Regions from separate parts of the Homo sapiens genome. Here region 2 is linked to region 1. Evidence: chromatin loops called from intact Hi-C (ENCODE). Cell type or tissue: ovary. All regions are shown on one strand. Links, peaks and the distances in the headings refer to the core of each region. The heading gives the core; the rest is flanking DNA. Region 1 has its middle 8.3 kb from the start of CENPV. Region 2 overlaps LOC124903936 (a long non-coding RNA gene).

What was found. A loop is a pair of places that touch in the nucleus more often than their neighbours do. Peaks named below come from ENCODE experiments on the same cell type or tissue, not always from the same donor. Only the 100,000 strongest peaks of a DNase experiment are listed, where the experiment ranks them.
Region 2: a loop joins it to region 1, with 3 times the contacts of the local background. A loop is called at or near these places in 77 of 110 quality-filtered maps.

Annotation. Positions count from the first base shown.
Region 1 is chr17:16,353,497-16,370,064 of GRCh38, forward strand. No RefSeq gene overlaps it. Among named protein-coding and RNA genes, the nearest start is that of CENPV, 8.3 kb to the left of the region's middle. RefSeq lists silencers at 33-182, 10,432-10,551. In ovary, for the core only: a CTCF peak has its summit at 10,459 (motif pointing right); a DNase peak (open chromatin) is centred at 10,455.
Region 2 is chr17:16,503,107-16,519,674 of GRCh38, forward strand. LOC124903936 (a long non-coding RNA gene) reads left to right here. Exons shown (of 3, transcript XR_007065641.1): 3 at 481-603. Among named protein-coding and RNA genes, the nearest start is that of LRRC75A, 19 kb to the left of the region's middle. RefSeq lists an enhancer at 13,178-14,377. In ovary, for the core only: no CTCF peak of the experiment used is centred there; a DNase peak (open chromatin) is centred at 13,708.

The DNA of each region.
Region 1 (16,568 bases), core at 8,008-13,007:
GCCCCCGCCGCCCGCCAGTCTTCAGGCCCAGGGGGCGCTGCGCCCGGCTGCCCCGCTCCGCCAGCCGCGCCCCGCAGCGCGGCGCCTGCCCGCAGGAGGGAGACCCGGCCCGCCCGGCCGCTGGGACGCACCTGCCTGTTCAGTCCCGCAGGCAGAGGGGCTGCGCCTGGGCCTACGCTCGCGATACCCAGAATCCACTCGCACCTGCGAAGGCGCCCCTGCCCTGTGTGAATCCAGCGGGCTCTTCGTACCTTCCCGACCTGGAGGGGCCTGGGTTGGGCCTGAATTCGCAGGCTCATCCGAGCGGGCAGCCTGGGGTAACTTCGTCTCCAAAAACGAGCTAATTTGTGTAAACGGCCTGCCACCTGCTACCTCCTGTGTAACAGCGGCCGAAACCATAGTTCTTCACCTTCGTCTTTTCTGTCACATTATAGAACAGTGTCATGAGGATACCAATAGTCAACAGATTTGGGGTTTCATTTTAATTAAATGAATGACCCGCGCGTCGAATTTCATTAGTATGATTTTGATGAAGGCAGCACCAAAGTTTAAAGACAAAAGGCACGAGAATCGTTGATGGAACCCAGATAGTCTTCTTCTCCTTCTCCTTCTTCTTCTTTTTTCAGACCGAGTTTCGCTCTTGTTGCCCAGGCTGGAGTGCAGTGACGCGATCTCGCCTCACCGCAACCTCCGCCTCCCAGGTTCAAGCGATTCTCCTGCCTCAGCCTCCTGAGTAGCTGGGATTACAGGCATTCGCCACCACACCCGGCTAATTTTGTATTTTTAGTAGAGACGGGGTTTCACCATGTTGGTCAGGCTGGTGCCGAATACTCCCGACCTCAGGTGATCCATCCGCCTCGGCCTCCCAAAGCGCTGGGATTACAGGCCTGAGCCACCGGGCCCAGCCTATCTTTCTTTTTTTTTTTTTTTTTTTTTTCTTTTTTGGAGTCTCACTCTGTCGCCAGGCTGGAGTGCAGTGGCGCGATCTCGGTTCACGCAACCTCCGCCTCACCGTTCCAGCGATTCTCCTGCGTCAGCCTATCTTTCTTCTTTATTCTGATTTTCTTCATGGTATTGTTAGTTTAATAGTTTATTGAATTAAAGGCATAGTTTAACTATTTTGTCTTTTTTTTTTTTTTTCCATACAGGATCTGACAGACTGGAGTGCAGTAGCGGGATCTCGGCTCAGTGTAGCCAAGAACTCCTGGCCTCAAGCGATCCTGCCGCCTGGGCCTCTGGAGTAGCTGAGTAGCTGGAACAACAGGCGGCGCCCCCCCCCCCCCCCCCCCGCCCCAGCGAATTGTTGCTATTGTTGTTTTGTAGATACCGGGTTTCCCTATGTTGCCCAGGCTGGTCTCTAACTCCTGGCCTCAAGCGATCCTCCCGCCTAGTTCTCCCCAAGTGTTGGGATTACAGGCGTGAGCCACCGAGCCCCACCTTGCCATTTTGTCGTTGTTGTTGTTGGAATTATGGTTTACACACAGCAACGTGCAAATATCTTAGATGTACAGCTTATGTGACCACCACCACTTCAGATACAGAACATTTTCAGCACACCAGAGTTTCCCTCAGGCAAAAGAAAACAGAGGCGATCACTGTTCTTTTACCACCATAGGTTGGTTTTGCTTATTCTTGAACATCATTTTAAAACGGCACGTAGGCCGGGCGCAGTGGCTCATGCCTAATCCCAACACTATTGGGAGGCCGAGGTGCTCAGATCGCTTGAGCCCAGGAGTTTGAGACCAGGAGGTGGAAGCTGCGGTGAGCTGTGATTACACCACCATATTCTACTCTGGGTGACAGAGTGAGACCTTGTCTCAAAAAAAAAAAAAAAAAAAAAAAGCTGGGTGTGGGGAGTGGTTATCCTTGAGGAGAACTAACTGGGAAAGAGAACAAAGGACTCTTCTAAGATGCTGGATATGGCCAGGCACAGTGGCTCATGCCTGTAATCCCAGCACTTTGGGAGGCGGAGGTGGGCAGGAGTTTGAAACCAGCCTGGCCAACATGGGGAAACCCTGTCTCTACTAGAAATACAAAAACTAGCTGGGCATGCTGGCAGGCACCTGTAATCCCAGCTACTCGGGAGGCTGAGACAGGAGAATCGCTTGAATTCAGGAGGTGGCGGTTGTAGTGAGCCGGAGGTTGCACCATTGCACTCCAACCTGGGCAACAGAGTAAGACTCCGTCTCAAAGAAAAAAAAAGATACTGGATATGTTCTCTACATTATCTTGATCTGGGTGGTAGTTATGGAGGTGTGTAAAACACATAAAAACACTTCAGTGTGTGTAAGACTTAGCTCAATTTAAAAATGAAGAACATGGCTGGGCATGGTGGCTCACGCCTGTAATCCCAGCACTTTGGGAGGCCAAGGTGCCGGATCACCTGAGGTCAAGAGTTTGAGACCAGCCTGACCAACGTGGAGAAACCTCATCTCTAATAAAAATACAAAATTAGCCAGGCGTGGTAGCACATGCCTGTAATCCCAGCTATTCAGGAGGCTGAGGCAGGAGAATCACTTGAACCCGGGAGGTGGAGGTTGCAGTGAGCTGAGATCGGCCATTGCACTCCAGCCTGGGCAACAAGAACAAAACTCTGTATCAAAAAAAAAAAAAAAAAAAAAGAAGAAGAAGAACAACAACATAAGTTAGGCTATTATTTTAAAGACATTATATCATTAAGTAGGTTTGAGGTGAAGAAAATAATTGAATAGTTATTGCAAACCCAAAACTCAAGAACGCAATTAAAAAGGCATGTGCTGGCTGGGCACAGTGGCTCATGCCTGTAATCCCAGCACTTTGGGAGGCCAAGGAGGGCAGATCACTGAGGTCAGGAGTTCGAGACCACCTTGGCCAACATGGTGAAACCCCGTCTCTACTAAAATTACAAAAAATAGCTGGGCATGGTTGTGGGCGCCTGTAATCCCAGCTACTCGGGAGGCTGAGGGAGGAGAATCGCTTGAACCTGGGAAGTGGAGGTTGCAGTGAGATTGCACTCCAGCCTGAAACAAAACTCCATCTCAAAAAAAAAAAAAAAAGAGGCCGGGCGTGGTGACTCACGCCTGTAATCCCAGCACTTTGGGAGGCCGAGACGGGTGGATTACTTTAAGTCAAGAGTTCGAGACCACCCTGGCCAACATGATGAAACCCCATCTCTACTTAAAACATACAAAAAATTAGTCGGGCATGATGGTGCGCGCCTATAGTCCCAGCTACTCAGGAGGCTGAGACAGGAGAATCGCTTGAACATGGGAGGCGGAGGTTGCAGTGAGCCAAGATTGTGCCACTGCACTCCAGTCTGGGCGACAGAGGGAGACTCGATCTCAGAACGATCAAACAAACAAAAAAGGCATGTGCTCGGAACAGTCTGACTCTGGGAATGAAGTTGAGTTGATTTAATCATGGCATTGGAAAATCAAGGAGTAACTAGAATAAGATGAAAATTATTCATTAGGCTAACTCTCAGAAGACTAGAAGTGAAAAACTGAAAATTAAAGGAATGAGGTTAAGGCTATCAAATTGGAGGAAGTGAGGGATTTTCTTAGAAATATGATTGATATAGCATATTACATCAGGCTTTTCTGTAGAAATTAACAGCCAATTCTATACTTTATGTGGATATGCACATGACTTAGAAGGGCCAAAACAATCTTGAAGAAGAACAAATTTGGAGGACTTGATGTATCTGATTTCAGAACTAAGGAAATAAGCTAAGTAGTTTAAACAAAGTGGAACTGGTCTAAGGATAGGTAAGCAGATCACTGGAACAGAATGGAGGGTTGAGACATGGATCCACATGTAATGGATCACTTGATTTTTGTTGTTGTTGTTATTGTTGTTGTTGTTTTGAGATGGAGTTTCGCTCTTGTTGCCCAGGCTGGAGTGCAATGGCGTGATCTCAGCTCACCACAACCTCTGCCTCCCGGATTTAAGCTATTCTCCTGCCTCAGCCTCCTGAGTAGCTGGGATTACAGGCATGCGCCACCATGCCCACCTAATTTTGTATTTTTAGTAGAGACAGGATTTCTCCATGTTGGTCAGGCTGGTCTCAAACCCCCAACCTCAGATGATCTGCCCGCCTCGGGCTCCCAAAGTGCTGGGATTACAGGCACGAGCCACTGCGCCCAGCGATCACTTGATTTTTGTTTTTGTATTTGTTTTTGTTTTTTGAGATGGTGTCTCACTCAGTCACCCAGGCTGGAGTGCAGTGGCATAATCTCGGCTCACTGCAACCTTTGCCTCCTGGATTCAAGCTATTCTCCTGCCTCAGCCTCTGAGTAGCTGGGATTACAGGCACCCGACACCATGCCCAGCTAATTTTTGTTTTTACTAGAGATGAGGTTTCTCCATGTTGCCCGGGCTGGTCTCAAACTCCTGGCCTCAAACTCCTGGCCTCAAGTGGTCCGCCTGCCTTGGCCTCCCAAAGTGCTGGGATTATAGATGTGAGCCGCCATGCCCAGCCAACACTTTTAAATGAAAATAATTAATAGGTGAACTTTTTAAAAATTCAATCTACTTTTTTTTTTTTTTTTTTTTTTTGAGATGGAGTTTCGCTCTTGTTGCCCAGGCTGGAGTGCAATGGCATGATCTCGGCTCACTGCAACCTCCACCTTCCGGGTTCAAGCAATTCTCCTGCCTCAGCCTCCCGAGTAGCTGGGATTAAAGGCGCATGCCACCACGCACAGCTAATTTTTGTATTTTTAGTAGAGACAGCCTTTCACCATGTTGTTCAGGCTGGTCTCGAGCTCCTGACTTCATGATCCACCCACCTCAGCCTCTCAAAATGCTGGGATTACAGATGTGAGCCACCACGCCCGGCCCTTATCTTTTTCTTTATATTGACTTGGAAAAGTTTTCTGTGTTCCCTTTTTGCCTTCTGTTGATTTGGAAATTCTATCATTTGTCTCTATAATGGTGGTGGTTTCCCTTCTCATATCTAGTAGTTATGATAAAACCTGTGTTCCTCTAGTAATGTTGCCAAATTGATCAACAAATATGTTTCCCAAAATATTTTATCCACTCACTCACTCCCCAACCTTCACCTAGAGGAAAATTTTGGAAATTGAGATTTTTAGTTCCTCACTTTCCCACTGAAAGTGGAAAAGTGCCCAGCCTCTCTGAAGTATACTTTCTTTTGAAGACTCCTTCATGAACATTTACACTTTCTATTTCTTATTTGGTATCATAACCATAAGACCAGCTCCAAGAATTGCTGATTACTTTTGTTGTTCTTTTGTGTCCACAGAGCCAAGAACTGAGCCCAGTACTCAAAATATTTGTTGAATGAACTATCTATTTAGATATATTTATTACAAGATCAATTGTTCACAACAAGCATTGTGCTCACCATCTACCCAATACTGAGGTCTCTTTTTATTTTATTTTACTTTATTTATTTTTTTTGAGATGGTGTCTCGCTCTGTCGCCCAGGCTGAAGTGCAATGGCATGATCTTGGCTCACTGTAAACTCCGCCTCCCAGGTTCAAGCAATTCTCCTGCCTCAGCATCTCGAGTCACTGGGACTAGCGGGGTACACCACTATACCCAGCTAATTTTTGTATTTTTAGTAGAGACGTAGTTGCATTCACCATGTTGGCCAGGCTCATCTCGAACTCCTGACCTCAAGTGTTCCACCCGCCTCAGCCTTCCAAAGTGCTGGGATTACAGGTGTGAGCTACCGCACTCCGCCTGAGGTCTCTTTTTAAATATGATTAGGGATTGATTAGATAATTTTTTTTTTTTTGAGACTGAATTTCATTCTTGTTGCCCAGGCTGGAGTGCAGTGGCACAATCTCGGCTCACTGCTACCTCCACCTCCTAGGTTTAAGCGATTCTCCTGCCTCAGCCTCCCGAGTAGCTGGAATTACAAGCACCCACCACCATGCCCAGCTAATTTTTGTATTTTTAGTAGAGACGGGATTTTGCCGTGTTGTCCAGGCTGGTCTTGAACTCCTCACCTCGTAATCTGCCCGCCTTGGCCTCCCAAAATGCTGGGATTACAGGTGTGAGCCACTGGGCCCAGCCTAGAGAACTTTTAAGTATTTTCCTCAGGTAGGGTGCATGGGTGATACTGGGTACATAAGTGCTTGAATCATCTGCTTTTGCCCCAAAAGATGAATGACATTTTGTCTGGGGACAGAATTTTTTTTGAGACATGGTCTCACTTTGTCACCTAGGCTGTTGTTCAGCAGCTTGATCATGGCTCGTTGCAGCCTTGAATTCTTTGGCTCAAGGGATCCTCCCACCTCAGCAGCCCCTGTAGCTGGGACCACCACGCTCAGCTATTTTTTCATTTTATTTGTTTATTTCTGTAGAGACAGGGATCTTATTATTTTGCTCGGGCTGGTCTCGAACTCTTGGGCTAGAGTGATTCTCCTGCCTCAGCCTCCCAAAGCACTGGGATTATAGGTTTGAGCCTTTTTTTTTTTTTCTCCAGAGTCTCGTTTTTGCAGTGGTGCGATCTCAGCTCACTACAGCCTCCGCCAGCTTGGTTCAAGTGATTCTCATGCCTCAGCCTCTCAAGTAGCTGGGACCACAGGCATGCACCACCATGCCCGGCTAATTTTTATATTTTTTCTAGAGACAGGGTTTCACCATGTTGGCCAGGCTGGTCTCGAACTCCTGGGCTCAAGCAGTCTGCCCACCTCAGCCTCCCAAAGTGCTGGGATTACAGGCATGAGTCACTGTGCTGGCTGGAAATGAGTTGTTTGTTTGTTTGTTTGTTTGTTTTTATTTTTATTTTTGGGACTGACTTTCGCTCTGTTGCCCAGGCTGGAGTACAGTGGCGCGATCTTGGCTCGCCACAACTTCCGCCTCTTGGGTTCAAGCGATTCTCCTTTCTCAGTCTCCCCAGTAGCTGGGACTACAGGCATGCGCCACCACACCCGGCTAATTTTTGTATTTTTAGTAGAGATGGGGTTTCACTATGTTGGCCAGGCTGGTTTCGAACTCCTGACCTTGTGATCCTCCCACCTTGGCCTCCCAAAGTGCTGGGATTACAGGTGTGAGCCACCATGCCTGGCTGGAAGGAGAATTCTAATGCTAGTTTTGTTTTCCTTTTATACAACAGCCTCTTCCTTCAATGTGAAAACTTGTGCACCTCTCTCTTTTCCCGTGGAATTTAGGACTTTTGCCAGGATGTGTGTATAGGTATATATATTTTTATTACTCCTGTCTAGGTGGCCTGATAAAGAAGAAAGATAAAACAAAATTACATTTATATGTTATAAATGAAAAAATATATAACTAGAGAAACAGAATAAACTCAAAACACTTATCACAGGATCTTATATGCTTTCTTGGGTCCTTTGGAAAATATTTTCATCATCTGTATTATACCCTCTTAGTAACATACATTGAGTTTGGGTAGGTTTTGATAAGACTTGCTAAATCATAACATCTATTTTTTTTTTTTTTCTGAAACAGGGTCTAACTCTGTCACCCAGGCTAGAGTGCAGTGGCATGATCACAGCTCACTGCAGCCTTGAACTCCTGGGCTCAAGGCATCCTCCCACCTCAGTCTTCCAAAGTGCCAGAAGCCACCACTCCTGATTTATAACTTTTATTCAATATATGCTGTTTTCTGAACTAAAATGTCATATGTAGACAATGAAAAACCCATTCTGTAGCCATTCTAACTGAGCAAATTTCCCTACCATATATGACATTAAATTCTTCCTGAATTTAATTAGCCAGGCATGGTGGCGGGCGCCTGTAATCCCAGCTACTCGAGAGGCTGAGGCAGGAGAACTGTTTGAACCCGGGAGGTGGACACTGCAGTGAGACAAGATCGCACCACTGCACTCCAGCCTGGGCAAAAACAGTGGAACTTCATCTCAAAAAAATAAATAAATTCTTCCTGAATTCAAATTCATAAAGACAGAAAGTAGAATAGAGATTGCCAGGGGCTGAGGGAGGAGGGAGTGGGGAGTTACTGTTTTTTGTTTTGTTTTGTTTTGTTTTTTGAGACGAAGTTTCACTCTTGTCGCCCAGGCTGGAGTGCAATGATACGATCTCAGCTCACTGCAACCTTTGCCTCCTGGGTTCAAGCGATTCTCCTGCCTCAGCTTCCCAAGTAGCTGGGATTACAGGCGTGAGCCACCACACCAGGCTAATTTTGTATTTTTAATAGAGACAGGGTTTCTCCATGTTTGTCAGGCTGGTGTGGAACTCCCGACCTCAGGTGATCCGCCCACCTTGGCCTCCCAAAGTGTTGGGATTACAGGCGTGAGCCACTGCACCTGGCCCGAGTTATTGTTAATGTGTTTCTGTTTGGGGTGATGAAAAAGTTCTGGAAAGAGTGGTGATGGCTGCACATTGTGAATATATTTACTGCCACTGAATTGTGCACTTATATAGTTAAAATTTTATGTTATACAGCATATATTTTACCACACAAAAAAAGAATTCTTCCTGGACTTTAAAGCACAAGCAGAATGAATAAAGAAAGAATGCCTCATCATTTGCACATTGTGGATGGACAATACGGCAGCAGAGTCCCAATATCGACGCCCACTCATGAAAATCAAAAGTGGTCGTTTTTGTACCTAGAGTAGTCAAATCAGTAGACAAAAAGTAGGATGGTGGTTACTACGGGCTGGGCGTAGGGGGATTAGGGAGTTTTTTGTTTTGGTTTGGTTTTTTTGAGACCGAGTCTTGCTCTCTAGGCCAGGCTGGAGTGCAGTGGCCCAGTCTCGGCTCACTGCAACCTCTGCCTCCCAGGTTCAAGCAATTCTCATGCCTCAGCCTCCTGAGTAGCTGGCATTTCAGGTTCCTGCCACCATGCCCAGCTAATTTTTTTGTGTTTTTAGGAGAGACGGGGTTTCACCATGTTGGCCAGGCTCATCTTGACTTCCTGACCTCAGGTGATCCACCCGCCTTGACCTTCCAAAGTGCTGAGATTACAGATGTGAGCCACTGCGCCCAGCCAGAAGTTCTTTAATGGGTATAGAGTTAGGGAAGAAGAAAAAAATTCTGGAGAGGGATGGTGGTGATGGGAGCACAACAGTGTGAACATACCTAATGCCACTGAACTGTACACTTAAAAAGAGTTAAAACGGTAACTTTCGTGGGTTTTTTTTGTTTTTTGTTTTTTGTTTTTGTTTTTTTTGAGAGATGGAGTCTTGTTCTGTCACACAGGCTGGGGTGCAATGGCATGATCTCGGCTCGCTGCAACCTCCACCTCCCAGGTTCAAGCAGTTCTCCTGCCTCAGATTCCCAAGTAGCTGAGACTATAGGAGTGCACCACCACACCCAGCTAATTTTTGTATTTTTTAGTAGAGATGGGGTTTCACTGTATGGTGGCCAGGCTGGTCTCGAACTCCTGACCTCAGGTGATCTGCCCACCTCAGCCTCCCAAAGTTTTGGGATTACAGGTGTGAGACACCGTGCCCAAACTTTTGTGTATGTATGTGTTTTTCACAATTTAAAAAATAAAAAATTTTTTTTGAGACAGGGCCTCACTGGTGCCCAGGCTGGAGTGCAGTGGCAAGATTTCAGCTCACTGCAGCCTCGACCTCCCCAGCTCAGGGGATCCTCCCACCCCAGCCCCCCAAGTAGCTGGGACCACAGATGCAGGCTACCACGACTCATTAATTTTTTTTGTAAATATGGAATTTTGCCATGTTGCCCAGGCTGGTCTCGAGCTCCTGGGCTCAATTGATCCACCCACCTTGGCCTCCCAAAGCGCTAGGATTACAGACATAAGCCACTGCACCCAGCTGAATTTTTGTTTTTGAGTCGGAGTCTCGCTCTGTTGCCCAGGCTGGAGTGCAATGGTGCGATCTCAGCTCACTGCAACCTGTTCCTCCTGGGTTCAAGCGATTCTCCTGCCTCAGCCCCCCGAGTAGCTGGGATTACAGGCATACACCACCACACTCAGCTAATTTTGTATTTTTAGTAAAGACAGGGTTTCTCCATGTTGGTCAGGTTGGTCTGGAACTCCCGACCTCAGGTGATCCTCCTGCCTCGGCCTCCCAAAGTGCTGGGATTACAGGTGTGAGCCACCACACCCAGCCTGAAAAAAATGTTCAAGTGGGCATTTTTGGCTCCATCTTAGGCCCCTAAAACCAACATGATGAAGTCTCTGGTGACTCAGGATAAGGAGAAACAGATCTAGTATGTGATGTGTTCACAGAAGGAGAACAGATGCAACACTCAACTCCAAAGGGGAAAAAAATCCTGGTAAATCTGTATAGGATTTTAAGGGAATCTGAAAATGGTATGGCGTGTTTGATTTGCTTTTCTCTAAAGCACTGCTCTGTAAGTTCCTATGGGGGGGGCGGGCAGAGCTGCTAGAAATACAGAAGCATAAGAGAGTAAATAATGGTACCTTCATATGCAAATGTGCTTTTCAGATTGGATCTGTCTGTGCTTGTTTTGAGCTATACCCGGTAAGGCTCCCTCCAGAAACAGAATTCTTGTTTAGCTCCTGGGAGTGTGCAGAATCCACAACAGCCACTAGGGGGCAGGAGGCATGTGTCATATATACCGGGCAGTGAGAAAGAGTTAATGCAATTAACTAAGGGGCACTATTTTGTACCCTCAGGCTTGAGAGGCCGCCAAGCTACTCCAGCCTCATACAAGTGGGGAAAGACTTTGACGGAGTTTAGGGTGGACTGGCAGGCTCTCAACCATAGCAGGAGCACTCAAATTTCTCAGCTTATGTGGCAGGCCTCATTTCTTTCCCTGATGGTACTATTTATCTCAATATTTATATCCCTCTTATCAGCATGCTTGTGGTAAATGTTATTTTTCTCAGCATTTTCAGGGGCACCACTAACCTTTGTGCCAAGAAGAAAACGAAGCCTCTCCTGGACAGACACAACCTATTAGGCCCAGAACTTGGAAAGCTGCCTGATGCTGTTAAAAGTTATTCAATAATACTTGTTAAAGGACAGTAAGCAAGACTTTATCTGGGACCATCAAGATGGGTATAGGAACCACTGTAATGGGATTTTGCTATAGGGGAGAGAGATTGGACTCAACTCTAAATACAGCATGGGCAAGGGGGAATTTACAGCCAAGAAGCAGGGTGGAGGTCAGTGGATGGAAAATTACTAAGAGGAGTAAGGGGGATTCTGGCCAAACCCACCTAACAGGACTCTTGCTGAAGACAGGCCAAGGTGACCCAACATCAGCTGGAGGATGATGGGGGATGAGAAACCTAATCAGATATTGAAGATGATCAGATATCAAGATACAGGGTTCTGGCTAAAATCACTTAGAAGAGTTCTTTTGCTAAAACTGGATTTATAAGGAAGTGCACAGATGGGCCTCTGGAGAAGGTTCAGAAGCCTGACTGAAGTTTGTCCAAGCAAAGAATCTTTGTCAATGCCTCTGAGTGAATTAGAAAACAAAAATCCCTTCTTCCTGTGCAGCCCTATGTGGTAGTCCTGAGTGTTTACTAAGCACCAGGCACTGTGCTGAGATGAACTTTGCAAACTTTGTCTAACAGCCTTCACAAAAAGGCAAGCACTTTTATTGTCCACATTTTTCTGCTGAGAAAATTGAGGGTGAGTGTAAGTAACTCACTCAGGGTCACACAGCTAGCAAGTGGTAGAGCTCAAAACAAAAGGATGGATAATGACCTCAGATGTCCTGAACTTCTTCCCACATCCACTGAACTCACCAGAGTCTCCCCCCACCACCTCCCAAACTACATCCTCAGGGCAGCAAGAGTGATTTTAACTCTTTATTGCTATACTCATGTATATCACGTACATGTAGAATTCAAATAATAAGAAGAATGTCCAACTATGACAAGAAATGGAGCTTTATCAATTTCTCTGATGTGCCCCATCATCCCCTCACCGCTCCTCAAGAGGTAACCACCCTTCTGACTTTTGTGCTCATCTTTATCACATATAAGTACATATATCTAAATAACATTTAGTCTCATCTGGTTTCTTGGGGGGTTTTTTGAGACAGGGTTTCACTCTGTCACCCAGGCTGGAGTGCAGTGGTGCGATCTTGCCTCACTGCAACCTCCGCCTCCTGGATTCAAGTGATTCTCCTGCCTCAGCCTCCCGAGAGCCTGGGATTACAGGCATGTGCCACCATGCCTGGCTACTTTTATTTAATTTAATTTATTTATTTATTTATTTATTTATTTATTTATTTATTGAGACGGAGTCTCACTCTGTCTCCCAAGCTGGAGTACAGTGGTGTGATCTCTGCCCACTGCAACCTCCGCCTCCCGTGTTCAAGCAATTCTCCTGCCACAACCTCCTGACTAGCTGGGACTACAGGCTCATGCCACCACGCCCAGCTAATTTTTTTATTTTTGGTAGGGATAGGGTTTCACCAGGTTGGCCAGGCTGGTCTTGAACTGACCAATCTCCTGACCTCAGGTGACTGGTCTGCCTCGGCCTCCCAAAGTGCTGGGATTACAGGTGTGAACCACCACGCCCTGCCGTCTCATCTGTTTTTGAACTCATTATAATAAGCTAACAAATAATGCATGCATTCTTCTGAGACTTTTCTTTTGTGATTCATGCATATTGATGTGTATCCTAGAGTTGATATGTATTCATTGTTGCACAGGATGAACCTTCTACAATTGTCCATTTTTCTGTTGATAGAATATATGTTTACAGTTATTGCTATTCTGAATAATGCCGATATAAACATTCTTGTTCATCTCTCCTGGCACACATGCGCAAGAGATTCTCTAGGGTATGAGGTGTTTAAAAATCTTTTCAGCCAGGCACAGTGGTTCGCGCCTGTAATCTCAACACTTTGGGAGGCCGAGACAGGAGGATCACTTAAGTCCAGGAATTCAACACCAGCCTAGGCAACATAGTGAGACTTCTGTTGCAACAAAAAAAAAATAATAAATTAGCTGGGTGTGGTGGTGCATGCCTGTTGGTCCCAGCTATTTGGGAAGCAGAGGAGGGAGGATCACTTGAGCCTGGGAAGGCAAGGCTGCAGTGAGCTATGATCATGCCAGTGCACTCCAGCCTGGGCGACAGAGCAAGACCCTGCTTCAAAAAATAAATAGTAGAAAACATTTAAAAATAAAAATACTTTCAGGCAATTTGATTATGAACATGTGACAAAGTTTCACTATAGTCTTGCTACAAGAACAAAGGCCTCTGACAGACTAAGTCAAAGATTTCTCTCTTGGTAGAAACAATGGGGGAAAATGACTACATAATCACTGTTTAGACTGTATACAAAAGAAATGCCTAATTAAAGATCTTTAGACTCTTGACTGACAGCTGATAATCATCTTCATGAGTGGGTATCTAGCTTCTCAGGAGAGGTCTTAATTCGATTAGAAACTATCAAAAAATTGCTTCAGGCCAGGCGCAGTTGTTCACACCTGTAATCCTAGCACTTTGGGAGGCCAAGGCGGGCGGATCACGAGGTCAGGAGTTTGATACCAGCCTGACCAACACGGTGAAACCCTGTCTCTGCTAAAAATACAAAAATTAGCTGTGCGTGGTGGTGCGCACCTGTAGTCCCAGCTAGGATAATCGCTTAAACCCGGGAGGCAGAGGTTGCAGTAAGCTGAGATGGCACCACTGCACTCCAGCCTAGGCAACAGAGTGAGACTCCATCTCAAAAAAAAAAAAAAAATTGCTTAAATTTTTTGTTGTGGGGCAGGGTGGGAGACAGAATCTCCTTCTGTCACCCAGGTTGGAGAGCAGTGGTATGATCATAGCTCACTGTAGCCTTGACTCCTGGGCTCAAGGATCCGCCTGCCTCAGCCACCAAATAGTTAAGACTACAGGTGCATGCCACCACATGAAGTAATTTTTTTTAAGTTTTGTGGAGATGGAGGGTCTTGCTATGTTGTCCAGACTGGTCTCAAACTCCTAGCCTCAAGTGATCCTCCCAACTTGGCTTTCCAGAGCGCTGGGATTACAGGCATCAGACAACATTCCTGGCCCAAATATTTTATTAGGAATACTACTGTCTTCCTTGAGGAGGTTATGAATTACATTACCCAAAAATATTCCACCCCAAGCCAGGTTTAGGACAATTTTTCTTTTATAATAACTGCAGTTGGATTGCTGCATCTAGGATATGTGCACATTCAATTTTGTTTCTAAAGGGGTTATACCAGTTTACAGTCTTGCCAGCAGTGGGAGAGAGTTCCTATTGCTCTACATCCTACCCAACACTTGACATTGTCTGAATTTTTAATTTTATTGGGTTTTTTTTTTCTGGAAATGGGGACCTCACTATGTTGCCCAGGCTGTTAAACTCTCAGCCTCAAGTGATTCTTCCACCTAAGCCTCTTAAAATGTTGGAATTACTGGTGTGAGCCACCACACCTGGCTTTAATTTTTTTTTTTTCCCATATGGAGGTTGTGAAATGGCATCTTGTCATGGGTTTATTTAATTTAATTTATTTATTTATATATTTTGAGGGAGAGTCTCACTCTGTCACCCAGGCTGGAGTGCAGTGGCGCCATCTCATCTCACTGCAACCTCCGGATCCTAGGTTCAAGAGATTCTCCTGCCTCAGCCTCCTGAGTAGCTGGGATTACAGGCATGTGCCACCACACCAGGCTGATTTTTTTGTTTTTAGTAGAGAGGGTTTCACATGTTGGCCAGGCTGGTCTTGAACTCCTGACCTCAGGTGACCCACCCTCCTCTGCCTCCCAAAGTACTGGGATTATAGGCGTGAGCCACCGTGCCCAGCCTTACCTTTTTAAAATAATAGTTTGGCTATTCCAGGTCCTTTCCATTTACATATAAATTTTAGGAACAGCTTGTCAATTTCTATTTTTAAAACAGGCCGGACACAGTGGCTTATGGCTATAATCCCAACACCTTAGTAGGCCAAGGCAAAAGGATCACTTGACACCAGGAGTTTGAGACTAGTCTGAACAACATAGGAAGATACCTCATCTCTACTTAAAAAAAAAAAAAAAATTAGTCAGGCAAGATGGCTTATCCTTGCGTCCTAGCTACTTGGGAGGGTGAGGTGGGAAATGCTTGAACCCTGAAGTTCAAGGTTGCAGTGAACTATGAATGTACCACTGCACTCCAGCCTAGGTGACTCAGTGAGATCTTGTCTTAAAAAAAAAAAAAAAAAAAAAAAAAGTCGGCCAGATGTGGTGGCTCACGCCTGTAATCCCAGCACTTTGGGAGGCCAAGGCAGGTGGATCACCTGAAGTTGGGAGTTCGAGACCAGCCTAGCCAACATGGAAAAACCTCGTCTCTACTGAAAATACAAAATTAGCTGGGCGTGGTGGTGCATGCCTGTAATCCCAGCTACTCAGGGGCTGAGGCAGGAGAATCACTTGAACCCAAGAGGCGGAGGTTGTGGTGAGCTGAGATTGCGCCACAGCACTCCAGCCTGGGCAACAAGAGCAAAACTTCATCTCAACAACAACAACAAAAAATTATTTCCTAGGCTGGGCGAGGTGGCTCACACCTGAAATCCCCCCACTTTGGGAGGCCGAGGTGGGTGGATCATCTGAGGTCAGGAGTTCAAGACCAGCCTGGCCAACATGGTGAAACCCCATTGTGATGGTTAATACTGAGTGTCAACTTGATTGGATTGAAGGATACAAAGTATTGATCCTGGGTTTGTCTGTGAGGGTATTGCCAAAAGAGATTAACATTTGAGTCAGTGGGCTGGAGAAGGCAGATCCACCCTTAATCTGGTGGGCATGATCTAATCAGCTGCCAGTGAATATAAAGCAGGCAGGAAAACATGAAAAGGAGAGATGGGCCTGGCCTCCCAGGCTACATCTTTCTTTTTTATTTTTGAGACAGTCTCACTCTGTCGCCTGGGCTGGAGTGCAGTGGCTCAATGTCAGCTCACTGCAACCTCTGCCTCTCAGGTTCAAGCAATTCTCCTGCCTCAGCCTCCTGAGTAGCTGGGATTACAGGTGCCCCCCATGACACCTGGCTATTTTTTATATTTTTAGTAGAGGTGGGATTTCCCCATTTTGGCCAGGCTGGTCTTGAACTTCTGATCTCAGGTGATCTGCCCACCTCAGCCTCCCAAAGTGTTAGGATTACAGGTGTGATCATCAACCCTGGCCCCAGCCTACAACTTTCTCCTGTGCTAGATGTTTCCTGCCCTTGAACATCAGACTCCAAGTTCCTCAGTTTTGGGACTGGGACTGGCTCTCCTTGCTCCTCAGCTTGCAGACAGCCTATTGTGGGACCTCGTGATCATGTAAGTTAATAGTTAATAAACTCTCCATTATGTGTGTATATGTATATATATACACACACACATATATAACCCCATTATGTGTGTGTCTACATATATATCCTATTAGTTCTGTCCCTCTAGGAGAACCCTGATTAACACACCCATCTCTACTAAAAATACAAAAATTAGCCAGGCGTGTTGGCATGCACCTGTAGTCCCAGCTACTCAGGAGGCTGAGGCAGAAGAATCGCTTGAACCCCAGAGGCGGAGGTTGCAGTGAGCTGAGATGGCGCCACTGTACTCCAGCCTGGGCAGCAGAGTGAGACACCATAAAAAAAAAAAAATTACTTCCTGTTGACCAGGTCTGAAAAAATTTAAAAAAAGAAAAAATAATAATAATAAAAGAAAGTCTTTTACTTTTACTTACTGAGATACCTTCATGCTCATT
Region 2 (16,568 bases), core at 11,220-16,219, 150 kb after region 1:
CTCCATTTCCCAGGTTCAACCGATTCTCATGCCTTAGCGTCCTGATTAGCTGGGATTACAGGCGTTTGCCACCACACCTGGCTAATTTTTGTATTTTTAGTAGAGATGGGGTTTCGCCATGCTGGCCATGGCTGGTCTCGAACTCATGACCTTAGATGATCCACCTGCCTCGGCCTCTCCAAGTGCTGGGATTACAGGTGTGAGCCACTGCGCTTGGCCCCAACCCTGGTGACTTCTTTTGGTGACCAGGTAAAATGTTTCAGAGTTCCTAAATAATGACGTATGCCAGGGATGAATGCAAACCCCTACATTTTCATCCAAAAACTAGACAGTACAAGAAAACGCCTGTGTGACATCCCAAACATCCAGCCCGGCTTTTAATCAGGAACCTAGAAGCCATAGGATACCTCGCCCAGGCCTTTGGCAGACAGCATACTGTCAGATGTTCAGAAACACTGACGAGAGAAATGTCCTTTGCAGGAGAGAGAGCCAGTGGAGGGCAGGAGAACTGGCATCCAGGTCTCCATGAGGTATAAGCTCTCTTCTTGCAAACAGAACACCAGAAGGACGCATCTTGGGACCCATCCACTGAGTGCCACTGAGAACTGTGGGTGAGCTGCCTTCGTGCTTTTCCCCTCTATTCTCTAATTATTTCTTCATTGCTCCATGCATGGCTTACTTTAATTTGGTTATTTAATCTGTTACATAAGAGGTGTCCATGAACTCACCATGCAAAACAAAACAGAACCAAGCCAGGTCCTTGACAAGAAGTGACTGACTCATAGGGTTCTCTGCCATCCCATTGCTCTGCCTCCCCCCATGTCAATATCTGCATCCTGAATCTGATGTTCATCATTCCTTCCTTTTCTCTTCATATTATTTTAAACTTTCTTTTTTATAATGGAAAATTTCAAAAATACACAAAACTAGAGACTAGTCTATTGAAACTACATGTACCTGTGTCCACATTTTAACTTCAAATCATACCCTGCCTTGCTTTATCCTACCCCCACCCCACATTTCCTCTGTTTCCACATTTTTAAGCCATTGTATTTTACTTATATTTGTCCCTAAAGGGTGTCTATTTCTATTTTGGTTGTCTCTAACTTGATAAAAATACATCCTGCAGTATTTTTTTTTTTTTGAAGAGACTTTTTTTCCCCATGTACTATTGTATTGGTAAGAATCATCCTCATTGCTGCCTGTCACTGGAGTTCATTCATTCTGTGTCCTTTGTATCTTGATTTATTTCTCCACTCGCCTCTAGATGGCCATTCAAGTTGAAGGTTTTTGCTATTGTGAAGGGCGCTGCTGTAAATATTCTTTTTTTTTGAGACGGAGTCTCGCTCTGTCACCCAGGCTGGAGTGCAGTGGTGCAATCTTGGCTAACTGCAACCTTCACCTCCTGGGTTCAAGCCATTCTCCTGCCTCGGCCTCTGGAGTAGCCGGGACTACAGGCACGCGCCACCACACCTGGCTAATTTTTGTATTTTTAGTAGAGACAGGGTTTCACCATGTTGGCCAGGATGGTCTCGATCTCTTGACCTCGTGCTCCGCTTGCCTTGGCCTCCCAAAGTGCTAGGATTACAGGCATAAGCCACCACGCCTGGCCTACAAATATTCTTACACATTCTCCTCCTACACCTGGTATAGTCCTAGGAGTGGAATTATTTAACTTTAAGATTAATGCTGGATTATTTTCCAAAGTGGCTACAGCAAATTACTTCCCCTCCCCTGTAGCACTGGATTCCCCTCATCCATATCCTCTGCTCCCCTCCAATGCTTTTATTGATAAGCTTATTAATTTTTTCTGATTACCTGGCCAACTAAAATGGAATCCAATTTGGGCCTTCATTTACATAAATACCATAGGCTGGGTTTTTGCTTACTTGGAACTTGTCACTCCTTCCTTCTTTTTTATTTCTCCTTTTTGAAATGGGAGTGTTTATCCTATGCCTGTCCCACCAATGTATTTTGTAAGCACATAATACAGTGCTTACTTGTCTGGCTTCACAGGTTCATAGCTGGAGAGGAATGTTTTCTTGGGATAAATCATACCTTGAGTCTCACCCGTATCTGATTTAGATAACATTCAGATCAGACTTTGGACTTTAGACTTTAGGGTTGTTGCTGGAATGAGTTAAGACTTTTGGTTATGTTGGGATGGAATAAATGTATTTTGTATGCTTTAAGGTCACGAATTTTGGGGGAGTCACTGGGGTGAAATGCTACGGACTGAATTATGTCCCCCAAAATTTGTATATTAAAGTCTTAATCCCCAGGGTGAAGATATTTGGAGATGGGAACTTTGGGAGGTAATTAGATTTAGTTGAAGTCCTGAGTGTGGGATTAGTGCCCTTGTAAGAAGACCATGGAGAGTTTGTGCCACCCAATCCACCAAAAGGGCCATGTGAGAACACAGCATGAAGACGGCTGTGTACAAGCCAAGAACGCAGGTCCCTTGCAGGAACCCGAATTGTTTCCCTGCAACTTCCAGCCTCCAGGACTGTGAGAAAATAAATGACTGCAGTATAAGCCCCACAGCCTATGGTATTTTGTTAGGGCAGCCAGAGCTGACTAAGACAGCTGGTGCTGTTGACCATCTCTTCATCTGTTTACCGGCCCATCTCTTTCCTTTTCAGTTAAATGCCTGATCACATATTTTGTCTGTTTTTCGATTAGGTGGTTCTATTAGGTACCAAGAGCTGCTGTAAGCAATTACCACAAACTTGGCAGCTTAAAACAACACAGTTCTATTACCTCACAGTTCTGGAGGTCAGAAAGCTGAAGTGGGTCTCGCAAGGCTAAAGTCAAGGTGTGCAGACTGCCCGCCTTATAGAGGCTCTCAGGAGAATTCGTTTCCTCACCTGTCCCAGCTTCTAGGAGTTGCCCGAATTCCATGGCTCATGGCCCCTTCCAGCAATCACATCACTCTGGCCTGTTTTTGTTTTTATCTTTCTCTCCCTGATCCTCCTGCCCCCATCTTCTAAGGACCTTTGTGATTACAGTAGGCCCACGCAGGTATTCTCGTATAATGTTCCCATCTCAAGATCCTTAATACAATCATATCTGCAATGTCCCTCTTGCCATGTAGGGTAACATATTCAGAGGTTTGAGGGATACGGTTGTGAGTCTGCTTGGGGAGAGGGGCATTGTTCTGCCTACCACGGTTGTGCTCTTGCCTTTTTTCATGGGTCAGTATAAGAGAAGCCTCCTAATAGAAAATAAAAAGTGTTAGCCAGGATGTGGAGAAATTAGAGCCCTTGTGCCCTGCTGGTGGGAATGTAAAATGGCGTGGCAGCTGTGGAAAACAATATGGTGGTGCCTCAAAAAATTCAAGATGGAATTTCCATGTGATCCAGCAATTCCACCTCTGGGTATATACCCAAAGGAGATGAAAGCAGGGACTCAGTCAGATACTTGTGACCCCATGTTCACAGCAGCATTCTTCACAATAGCCAAAAGGAGGAAGCAACCCAAGTGTCTATCAATAGATGATGGATAAACAAATGTGGAATATACAGACAGTGGAATGTTATCCAGCCTTGAAAAGAAGGAAATCCTGACAAATGCTACAACATGGCTAAACCTTGAGGACGTTATGCTAAATGAAATAAGCGAGACACAAAAGAAGAGCTATTGTAAGATTCTACTTATATGAGATACCTAGAGTAGTTAATTTCATAGAGACAGAAAGTAGAATGGTGGGCCTAGTGCAGTGGCTCATGCCTATAATCTCAGCACTTTGAAAGGCCAAGGCAGGAGGATTGCTTGAGGCTGAGAGTTTGAGGCCAGCCTGGGCAGCATAGTGAGAACCTCTCTCTACAAAAAATTAAATTAAACTGAAAAAAAATGTAGAATGGTGGTTGCCAGAGGCTAGGATAAGAGAATAGGGAGTTACTGTTTAATGGGTAGAGTTTTTGTTTCCTAAGAAGGAGGTGGAGTTCTGTAGATAGATGGAGAGTCTGGGTTTTCTAAAATGGGGAGAGTTCTGTAGACAGATGATGGTGATGGTTGCATAATAATGTGAATGTGGCTGGGCGCGGTGGCTCACGCCTGTAATCCCAGCACTTTGGGAGGCTGAGGCAGGTGGATCACCTGAGGTCAGGAGTTTGAGACCAACATGGCGAAACCTCGTCTCTACTAAAAACACAAAAATTAGCCAGGCATGGTGTCACACGCCTGTAATCCCAGCTACTCGGGAGGCTGAGGCAGAGAATTGCTTGAACCCAGGAGGTGGAGTTTGCAGTGAGCTGAGATTGCACCACTGCACTCCAGCCTGGGCAACCGAGTGAGACTCTGTCTCAAAAAAAAAAAAAAAAGTGAATGTACTTAACACTACTGAATTGTACACTCAAAAGTGGTTGAGATAGTAAATTTTATGTTATGTGTACTTTTTACCACAATTAAAAAAATGAAGAGTGACATATCAGCATTTGCATGTGCAGTATTGTTCATTTTTTTGTTCAATAAACTCTTTTTTAAAAACAATTATTTATTTATTATTATTTTTTAAGAGATGGGGTCTTGCTTTTTTGCCCAGGCTGCAGTGAAGTGGCATGATCATAGCTTACGGTAGTCTCAAACTTCTGGACTCAAGTGATTCTCCTGCCTCAACCTCTCAAGTAGCTAGGACTACAGGCGTGCCACCATGCCCAGCAAATTTTTCATAGAGACAGAGACTCACTATGTTGCCCGGGGTGATCTCAAACTCTGGGGCTGAAGCAATCCTCCAACCTCAGTCTCCCAAAGTGCTGGGATTACAGGTGTGAGCTACCATGCCTGGCCTCAATAAACTCTTATTAGTGAATAAGCATTCTCCAGATCCTGTGTCAGGCACTGGGGCTCCCAAGAAGAATAAGACACTGTCCCTGTCCTCAGAGCTCATGGTTTCAGAGGGACAAGGCACACAGTTGAGCAATGTATGCAACAGAGTGCTCTAGAGTATTCTGGGTAATAAAAGCCTACAGGTGACTTGAGGAATATAGGGGAGGGAGTGGCTGGTTCTTCTGGCAGGCTACAGTGCGAGTCAGGAAGCCTTTCTGGAAAATGTAACATGTGACCTGATTTCTGAAGCCTGAACAAGTAGTCACCAAGCTTCGGGGGTTAGGGAGGGAGAAGTTTGAGCAATGCAGGGGCCTGACATGTCGTGGTGTGTTCATGGCTCTGCACTTGGTTCTTTGGGGCTCGAGGTGACAGAGGAAGCCTGGGCCAGCAGCGGATAGGGTAGAGAAGGAAGCAGAGGCCAGACTACAGAGAGTCAGTCTCTGGCTGGGTGAGGTGCTGGACACTCCCTGTAGGCCATGGGAATGGCCTATAGGACAGATTCTGAGCAGGAGGGTGACAGGATCGCCTTGAAGTTAGAACCATCACTCGGCAATGCAAGATTACTTATCCGATTTATTCATTCTTGCTTCCAGACTATGTAGAAACTGGCAAAAAGCCTAAAAGTCTAGTGTTTTCAGGCCTGTTTGGAGAGAATGATGGACATGGGTTTGTGAAATATCAAATGCTTGTTCTGACCCAAATTGCTCATAATCAGAAAGAGTACCTTTTCTTTTTTTTCTTTTTTTTGAGATAGGGTCTTACTCTGTTGCCCAGGCTGGAGTGCAGTGGCATGATCATAGCTCACTGCAGCCTTGAACTCCTGGATTCAAGGGATCCTCCCAACTCAGCCTACTGAGCATCTGGAACTACAGTGTATGCCAACACACTTGGCTAATTTTGTATTTTTTAGTAGAGAGAGAGTCTCGCTATTTTGCCCAGGCTGGTCTTGAACTCCTGGCCCCAAAGGATCCTCCCACCTTGGCCTCCCAATGTGTTAGGATTATAGGCCTGAGCCACTGCACTCAGCCAGAGGAGTATGAATACTTAGATATTTGCACACAAATCTCAGTCTGACATAAGTCTGCAACTCCAGCAGCAAAAAAAAGTCTCTATTCTCTTTTCTCAGCAGTGTTTCAAATTGAGCCTTATTGATTATGACCTTGTAGTTTATCTCTCGCAAGTAGCTTTCTAATAAAAAATACTTATGTAACTGTCTTTACTTAATGTTCAAGAGTCTAGCATATTCTCCGTGAATCAGGAGACTAATATTTTATGCTGGCAGTGACACAGAAACCCACAGTTCATTGTCTGAGACTACAGCTTGTCCCAAAGATCCCCATGGAACACGAAGTAATCCCCATCAGCTACAGCCAGAAAATCAGTTTCCTATGAAGTTAGAACAATACGGCTGGGTTTCCAGGAGGTAAAGCATCCTGAAGCTTTGCTGGATGGTATTATTTCTGGTTTTCGCCAGGCTGCAAAGAATTTTCACTTGTTATAATAGGGCAGTCCATTTCCTGCAAAGAAATATCTTTCCTAGGGGTCTGTCTACTCTATAGCTCACAATGTTCAGAAATAACAAGAACTTTACAAGTGTTTACAAACATCGTCTTGTGTTAGGCAAGTATCAAAAAATCTTGTCTCTCACAGACGTTTCAGAGAATCCACACAAATAACTCAGAAAGTCTGTTCATTGCAGAAAAGCTAGTATGAGTTTGCCTTTTTTTTTTTTTTTTTTGAGACAAGTTCTTGCTCTGTCACCCATGCTGGAGTGCAGTGGCGCAATCATGGCTCACTGCAGCCTCAAATTCCTGGGCTCAAGTGATTCCCCTTCTTCAGCCTCCTGAGTAGCTGAGACTATAGGGACATGCCACCATACCCAGCTAATTTTTTTTTTTTTGAGACAGAGTCTCACTCTGTCACCCAGGCTGGAGTGCAGTGGTGCGATCTCAGCTCACTACAACCTCCGCCTCCTGGGTTCAAGCAATTCTCCTGCCTCAGCCTCCGGAGCAGCTGGGACTACAGGCACGTGCCATCATGCCCAGCTAATTTTTGTATTTTTAGTGAAATGGGGTTTCATCATGTTGGCCAGGCTGGTCTCGAACTCCTGACCTGAGGTGGTCCACTCGCCTCGGCCTCCCAAAGTGCTGGCATTACAGGTGTGAGCCACCACACCCGGCGAATACCCAGCTAATTTAAAAAAATTTTTGTACAGACAGGGTCTCACCACGTTGCCCAGGCTGGTCTCGAACTCCTGCACTCAAGCCATCCTCCTGTCTTGGCTTCCCTAAGTGTTGGGATTACAGGTACAAGCCACTGCACCTGGCCTGTTCTGACTTTTGTGCGGCGTGAAGTGAAGAAACTTAACAGGGCATTTCCTTTCGTGCTGTTCTGGCTGTGATGAGCATTTGCAGAATCCCTGGGCATTATTCTCATGGCATTACTCTCTCACTAAAGAGTCTGAGGGCTCGAAGTCATTATCACTCAGTTCTCTCTGAAACTTCAAGTCAGCATCTCAGCTATTCTGTCAATGTTGTGAGCAAAAACTAGTAGCCACACTTTCCAAGTGACAGAGAGGAAGTGTGAGCATGCCACTTCATTACATTTCCTCTCCGGTTGACAGAAGATTCTGACCATTCCTCTTGTTGTCTAGAACAATGGCGGGTGATTTTGTGTCCAAAGGTCATGTGGCAATGTTTAGAGACATTTTCCATTGTCATGACTGGGGTTGAGGGAGCTACTGGCATCAGGTGGGTAGAGGCCAGGGATGTTGCTAAACATCCTACAATGCCCGGACGGCCTCCTCTCCGCGAAAAGAATTTTCCAGTCTAAAATACCAATGGTGTCAAGATTAAGAAATCCTGGTCTAGAACTAGAATCCAAATGCCCCAGTGCCAGCCATTTAGTTCTCTCAGAAAGCAGACTTTTCTGCCCACCCCAATCATGTTCCCCTTTTGTAGTGATGGAAGTTATAACAAGATGCAAGACCAGATTACATTTTCCAGCCTTCTTTGCAGTTTAGTGTGGCCATTTCAGTAGCTCCCACCAATGGAACAAGACCTAAAGTGATGTGTGCCACTCTGGCCAAGGCTTCTGAGAATTCCCTTTTCCCTTCTGCTGGCAAGATGTAGATGACAACTAGGCTGTATGGGAGAGCCATGATGGGAGCCTGGATCCCTGCATCGCCCTATGGCAGAGAGCTGCCCATCGGCTGAAAACACATGCTGCAGTCGCTTATGTGAGTGAGAAATAAACTCCTGTGTTTGAGCCAATTTACATCTTTAGGTCTACTTGTCACAGCAGCTTAGCTCACCCTAGCCAGTAAACAGCCAATCCCCAAGAGCCTATTTTGATGCTAGGAGCCTTAGGAAGCAGAGAGAGCTCTGAATGAGGCAAACATGGCAGGGATCTTTGCCCCTGAGGTTAGCTTGGGTCCCCTCTGCTAAATGGTAGGAGCAGCGCAAGTTCAAGCCTGCCATCAAGGGGCCCTTGCTTTGTTTAGTACAGCCTTGACTTCAGGAGTAGGTTGTGATATGATCCCCACTCTGTGTGATTTCAGCTACGTCATCACGATTAGACACTTAGGCTACTCCGATGGTCCATTTTATCTGTCAGCTCAACTGGGCCACTAGATGCCCAGATATCTGGTCAAACATTATTCTGCTGTGTCTGTGAAGGTGTTTCTGGACGAGGTCAGAATTTGAATCTGTAGACTGAGTGAGGCTGATTGTTCTCTCTAATGTGGGTGAGCTGCATCCCATCAGTTGAAGGCCTGGGTAGAACACAAAGGCTGAGTAATAGGAAACCCCTTCCTGCCTGACTGTGGGGACCAGGACATTGGTCTTTTTCTGTCTTTGGTCTCAAACAGAAACATCTGCTCTTCTTGGGTCTTGAGCCTGTGGCTTTCAGACTGGAATGTATACTCCTGGGTCTTCAACTTGCTGACTGCAGATCTTGGGAAGTTTCAGCCTCCATAATTGCACAGGCCAATTCCTTACAATAAATCTCTCTCTGTCTCTGTCTCTCTCTTTCTCTACACACACACACACACACACACACACACACACACACACACACACACGCATCCTGTTGGTTCTTTTCCTCTGGAGAACCCTAATACAGTTGCAAATTGCAGAAACTCACCTGAAAGCAGTTTAGGCAGAAAAGGGAAGAGGCTCAGAGAACCAAAGCACAGGAAGTGATGGGGTGCAGCTGGCCGCAGGGACAGCTGGACCAGCAGGGCGCATTTTCTCCACCTCTTATCCCCACTGCTCTGGGTGTGTTGGCTTCATTCTCTCTTTGTGCAGTTAAGCCTCTTCACACAGCAGGGAAAAAGCATCATGATCTCTAAGCTCATATCCTCACAGCTGCTGGGCCAAAGAGGAAGCGTCCTCCCTGTCTCTCACTTGAAAATTCTGGGAGGGACTTGGGTTGAGCATCCCTGCTGTGCCTGGAGCAGGCTGTATTATCAGGAGAAATAAGGAATGGGCATAAAAAATGGCTGTACATTGTTTCTTGCATGTACTCTGTGACATTGGGATATGGTCACTGTCCCCTTCCACTTCTGCTGGCTCATCTTTGCCTCCCATCCCTGCTACTTTGACCCAGGGAATCAAAGTGTAGCCTCAGGGAGCAAATTACAGAATTTTTTTCCAACAACCCCTCCCCCACCACTCCTACATTGGCAGTGGTGGCTGTCCAAAACGTGACAGGAGAAAATTCTAACTGTGCAAAATGTGATAGATCCTACAACATGATGATACATGAGATCTGTCATGTAACTCAAGCTGGAAAAATTTCAGCAAGATAAACTGACTGCCATACATCTTAACTAGTCCCTGTCCAGTTTCTATTGGCTAATGCTAGTTTGTTTCTTTTATTTTTTTGAGATGGAGTCTTGCTGTGTCACCCAGGCTGGAGTGCAGTGGCGCAATCTCAGCTCACTGCAACTCCCGCCTCATGGATTCAAGGGGTCCTTCTCTCTCAGCCTCCCAAGTAGCTGGGATTACAGATGCGTGCCACCATGTCCAGCTAATTTTTGTATATTCTTAGTAGAGACGGGATTTCACTATGTTGGCCAGGCTGGTCTTGAACTCCTGACCTCAGGTGATCCACCCGCCTCAGCCTCCCAAAGTGTTGGGATTACAGGCGTGAGCCACCGTGCCTGGCCCATCCTAGTTTCTTTCTTTCTTTTTTTTTTTTTTGAGATGGAGTTTCACTCTTGTTGCCCAGGCTGGAGTGCAATGGCATGATCTTGGCTCATAGCAACCTCCGCCTCCCGGGTTCAAGCCATTCTCCTGCCTCAGCTTCCCAAGTAGCTGGGATTATAGGCATGCGCCACCACGCCTGGCTAATTTTGTATTTTTAGTAGAGAAGGGGTTTCTCCATGTTGGTCAGGCTGGTCTCAAACTCTGGACCTCAGGTGATCCACACACCTCGGCCTCCCAAAGTGCTGGGATTACAGGCGTGAGCCACTGCGCCCGGCCATTTATTTCATTCATCATACTTATCATACTCTGTGATTCCTTGCTTGATTTGTTTACTTGTTTACTGTCCACCTTTCCTACCAGAATTAAGCTCCCTGAGGGCCAGGTTCCATCTGTCTTGGTTCTTGCAGTGCCTCCGTACCTGGCACAGTGGTTGGCATGCCCCTGCTTGTGATGTGTGTAACAGAATATGCCTTTTGCCAATGCTCAGGGTGTTGCTGGGGTTTTGCTGAGGTTTTCCACTTTTCTCTGCACATGGTGACTTAAAGGTCTGCAGGCACTTCTTTGAATCTACTCTTATTTCCGCCATGCCTCGCAGAAGTTCCTTGAGGTCTCTGAGGCCTGAGCGGCCGTTTTCTTCTATGTCTAGTGTAATCACCCTCTACTTTCATACTCTTTTAGTCATTTCAGTGACAACTTGGAAGATGGGGATTCCCGGTACGAGATTGGAAAGGCATAAAATGATACGGCAGTGATCGCTCTTTGGAGATGGTGCTCATAGTCTCACCTTCCAGGGGTTTTTCCTTCATTCTACAAATATTTATTTATTGGCAGGGGCTCGGTTCACTCTCTTGAGCCACTCTCTTGGGCAAGTTCCAAGTCCTCATGTTGACCTGTCTGCCGCATTTGCCATTGCGACTGCTCTTTCCTGTCTGGGGCTTTCTCCACCCTCTTGTTTCTCAATGCAGTAGGGGTCAAGACCCTGCTCCTTCCTAGTTTGCCTTCTTCCTCTTTGACATCACCTCTCCATCTTCCTCAGAGAATCCCCCCTTCCTTCAGTATACCACATGGCACACTGGTCCACTGATTTGCCCTTGTCCAGCTTCTCTTCCCAGGCAGTCTCCTCCGAGGCCTTTGGTTCAGTTCCCTTCTGCAGGAGCTGGTTCTCAATTGCGCGTGTGGAGTCAGAGCACAATCACATCTCAAACTCAACACGTGCAGGGTGGAGGTCGCTTCCTCCCCACACCCTTGCTCCTCTCGCTTCTCTTTCCCTCAGCATTTCCCTGCTCCTCATCCAACTTGCAGCCAACTCTTGTGGATTCTACATTCCCAGCATCTCTCTGGGACCCTACCTCTCCATCCTGGCTACCCTTGCCTTAGTCCCAGCCAGAATCATGTTTTTGTTTTGTTTTGTTTTGTTTTCCCAAGACAAAGTCTTTTTCTGTCACCCAGGCTGGAGTGCAGTGGCTCGATCTTGGCTCGCTGCAACTTCCGCCTCTTGGGTTCAAGTGGTTCTCCTGCCCCAGCCTCCCGAGTAGCTGGGATTACAGGCGCGTGCCACCACGCCTGGCTAATTTTTGTATTTTTAGTAGAGACAGGGTTTCACCATGTTGGCCAGGCTGGTCTCGAACTCCTGACCTCGTGATCCACCCACCTCAGCCTCCCAAAGTGTTGGGATTACAGGCGTGAGCCACGGTGTCTGACCCATGTTTTATGTCTGTTAGTGTGACCCCTATCTTCTTGCCTCCAGTTCTTCTCTCCTTTTAGCTCCTCCATGCCTCCTTTAAATGATCTTCCTATAATACAGCATTGTACTATATCTGCAATACAGCATTGTATCCGACTTCCTCCTTTCATTTATTTATTTATTTTTTTTTGAGATGGAGTCCTGCTTTTGTTGCCCAGGCTGGAGTGCAATGGCACAATCTTGGCTGACTGCAACCTCTGCCTCCCGGGTTCAAGTGATTCTCCTCCCTCAGCCTCCCGAATGGCTGGAATTACAGGTGCCTGCCACCACGCCGGGCTAATTTTTGTATTTTTAGTAGAGACAGGGTTTCGCCATGTTGACCAGGCTGGTCTTGAACTCCTGACCTCGTGATCTGCCTGCCTTGGCCTCCCAAAGTGCTAGGATTACAGGCGCAAGCCACCGCGCCCAGCCTGACTTCATCCTCAATACCTCAATACCTTGAATGCTGAATTAAGTCCCAAATCCTTGTCACCAGAGGCCCTTCATGGCCGGGCCCCTGCCCATCTCTCCAGCCTCCCCTCCATCCCTTGCACCCTACACTCCAAGTCTGCAGAACTGTTTGGAGGTGCCCAGAGTGTACTACCCTACCCTACCACACTGTGCTGCTTCCTTTTCACAAACACCTCTGTATTCGTTTGCTAGAGCTGTCATAACAAAATACCACAGCCCGGGTGGTTTAAACAACAGAAAGTTGTTTCTTCCCAATTCCAGAGGCTAGAAGTTCAAGATCAAGGTGTTGGCAGGGTTGGTTCCTTCAGAGGCCTCTCTCCTTGCTTGTGGATGGCATCTTCTCCCTGCCTCTTCGCGTGGTCATCCCTTTGTGGGTGTCTCTGTGGGTGTCTGTGCCCTAATCGCCTCATAAGGACACCAATCCTACTGGACTGGGGTCCACCCTAATGACCTCATTTTGACTTAATTACTTCTTTAGAGACCTATCTCCAAATAAGGTCCTATTCTGAGGTTGTGGGTATTAGACTTCATGAATAATTTTGGGGGGACCATAATTCAGCCCATAACGCTTCTCCCTCTGGCTAAAAATGAATGTCATTCTCACATGCAAAATACATTCACCCCATCCCAACAGTTTCCAAATCTTAACTCTTTGCAGCACCAACTTTTAAGTTCAAAATCTCATCTAAATCTCATCTAAACCCAGTATGGGTGAGGCTCCCAGTATACTTCTTCCTGAGGCAAAGTTTCTCTCCAGCTGTGAAACTGAAACCGGACAACAAGCTATGTACCTCCAAGACCTAGGGGTGGGGCCAGCATAGAAAGAAATTGGAAAGGAGAAAGGGGTCACGTGTTAGGGTACTTCCATGTATGCATTTTTGAGGTTAACTCAATGGAGAGTAGCCTCCCTTAGTGAACCTGGAAGATGCCACACGCCATTTAACGTCCACTTATCAGGGTGCCCATTTGGAAGCCTCTTCCTCCTGTGCTTCTCCGTACGCCACCCAGTATATCTCTCCATCTCAGTGCCATAACACTCACCACATCCATCTGATGGCTGACTCTCTTCCCTGCCAGACTACACACCTCACGACTTCCAGTACATGCTCTATGAGTGACTATTACGCACATAAACCCCATGAGAGGGGCTTTGTTGTTTTGTACATGCTGTGTCCTCAGAGTCTAAAACAAGTCTGGTAGATGGCAGGTAATCAACAAATATTTGTTGAATCCGTGAGTGAATACAAATAAACACACACACCAAACGTGTATCATGTGCACATTCTGGATTCTGATTTTCCAGGAGTCTGTGAATCTATGCAGTTTCTTCAAGGAGAGTCCAAGGGGACATCAACACACTCCTCCTTCCCCTCAGTGGCCGGATACCAGCTGAGCAACCGTCAGATGTCTCCGGGTCTCCCGATGACTCACTGAATGCTTTCTTTGGGAGGAGTGGGAGGAGAGGATGGCTGACAAAAATAACTGCGGGCACTTGAAGCGGCATCAAGCCTCTGTCGGCGGGGGAACAACGGGGGCGCATCTGAAGGTTTCTCCCAGGCGGGGCGGGCAGCTCTCTATTCTTCAGCACCGGAGGTTCTCCTATGTGTTTAGAGAATTAGATAAACGTAGAGTGAATGGAATAAAACCGGCATTGCTCCCAAGCAGTCAGCTGCTCTTGCCATATGTGAAATTCTGTATCAGCTGTGAAGGAAACACACAGGAAGGGAGCTTAGTGAACACCGTTAAGGTGATCATTCTGTGTGTCTGTCTTTTTTTGTTCTTTAAAAAGGGCTTTATGCTTTGTATTTTATCTCATCTGATGATCACATCAATCAGGTCAGAAGGGCACTTTCACGGAAGAAAAAGGCTCAGAGAGAATCACTGACTTGCTGGAGAGGATCATTAGAGCATGGTTCTCAACATGTGGTCCAAGGACCAGCAGTGTCACCACCACCTGTGAACCTGGTAGACACGCAAACTCTGGGCCCTTTCCAGATCAGAAACTCTGGGGTGGGGCCCGGGAGCCCATTGTACAAGACCTCCAGGTGATTCAAATGCATAGCTGAGTTTGAGAACCCTTGGCTTAGAGTCACACAGGTAACAAGTTACAGATCCTGGGTGAGAACCCAAGGATGTCCTTGGATACTATACTTCAGTGAGTGACTTGCATGTTAGTAGCTGACAATATCTCTCAGGACAATCCCTTGCAATATTAATTTACATTTTGCTTTTGCTTCTACTTCAGTTTATGAAGCCCGGCACAGTCCAGTTCCGGCTACAGCTCCAGCTTCCCTCCCACTCACTGTGCTGGGGCCACACTGGCCTTCTCTCTGTTCTTTAGACACAGCATGCCCTTTTCTGCTCCAGGACCTTTGCACATACTGTTTCCTCTGCCCAGAATGCCATCCCTGCTAGCTTGATTCTTCTCACTTTAAGTCTCGAGGCAGTCATCCTCTTTTCAGAGAGAACTTTAGGACATGCCCATGATGCTCACAGATCGTTCTGTTTAGTCGCATCATAGCACTCGACACCTCCCGAAGTTAACTTGTTTGTTTATTTTATTTTATTTTTGGAGACAGAGTTTCACTCTGTTGCCCAGGCTGGAGTGCAGTGGCACGATCTCGGCTCACTGCAACCTCTGCCCAAGTAGCTGAGACTACAGGCACACGCCACTACACCTGGCTAATTTTATTTTATTTTATTTTTGTATTTTAGTAGAGACGGGGTTTCACCGTGTTGCCCAGGCTGGTCTCAAACTCCTGAGCTCAGGCAATCCACTCGCCTCCCAAAGTGCTAGGATTACAGGCATGAGCCACTGCGCCCGGCCACCTTGTTTGTTTATTAGAAAGTAAATTCCCTGAGAGCAGGGTCCTTCTGGTCCTATCCAATATTGTGTTTCCCAAGTTCACCACAGTGCTTGGCATATAGTAGACACTCAACAAACACTTACTGAAAAAATAAACCATGAACTAGAGGCAACTTGAAAGAGGGAAAAAGCACTTTCCTCCATTCTTGAATCCTGTAAGAATGGCCAGTCTAGGCTGGCTCTCCTTTGGGGAAGGGGGCAGGAAGAAAAATTAACAGTTTCTTGGTTATCAGGGATGCCTAATGGAAGCTGCAGTTGCCACAGATGGCAGGGGAGGGAAGTTAGGCTTAGATGGGAAGAGTGTGGCTGCCTTAAGACTTGCAAGGGGACAGCTCTCTCTCGGTTTTGTTTTTTTTGGAGACGGAGTCTTGCTCTGTCACCCAGGCTGGAGTACAATGGCGCGATCTCGGCTCACCACAACCTCCACCTCCCAGGTTCAAGCGATTCTCCTGCCTCAGCCTCCTGAGTAGCTGGTATTACAGGCATGCACTACCACACCCGGATAATTTTGTATTTTTAGTAGAGACGGGGTTTCTCCATGTTGGTCAGGCTGGTCTCGACCTCCTGACCTCAGATGATCGGCCCGCCTCGGCCTCCCAAAGTGCTAGGATTACAGGCATGAGCCACCGCGCCTGGCCTCGGTCTTTTTTTTATTGTGGTGAAAAACATGTAAGATGAAATCTACCCTCTTAACAAATTTGTAAGTGTAGAGTACAGGCTTGTTAACTTTAGAACTTTCTCATCTTGTGTGACCGAAACTCCACATGCATTGAGCATCAGCTCCCCATCTCTCCTCCCCAAGCCCTGGTAACAAGCTTTCAGCTTTCAGCTTCTATGAGGTTTTTTTTTTTTTTTTGCTTTAGATTCCATATAAATGGAATCATGCAGTATTTGTCCTTGTGTGACTGGCTTATTTGACAACAAATGTCTTCAAGGTCCATTCATGCTATAGTATGTGTCAGAATTTTTTTCCTTTTTAAGGCTGAATGATATTCCTTTGTATGCATGAACCACACTTTCTTTGCCCATTCATCTATTAATGCACTCTTGGGTTGCTTCTGCCTTTTGTCTACTGTGAATGATCTTATTATGAATGTGGATATACAAATGTTTCATTGAGACTTTGCTTTCTATTCTTTTGGGTATATACTCAGAAGTGGGAATGCTAGATCATTTGATAATTCTATTTTTAATTTTTTGAAGAGTCTCTGTTTATCTATTTATGAGACAAGATCTTGCTCTGTTGCCCAATGGCTTGATCATAGCTCAATGTAGCCTTAAATTCCCAGGCTCAAGCCTCCTCCTACCTCAGATCCCCAGGTAGCTGGGACTACAGGTGTGTGCCATCACGTCTGACTAATTTTTTATTTTTTGTAAAGATAGGGTCTCACTGTGTTGTCCAAGCTGGTCCTGAACTTCTGGGCTCAAGCAATCCTCCCGCCTTAGCCTCCCAAAGTGCTGGGATTATTGG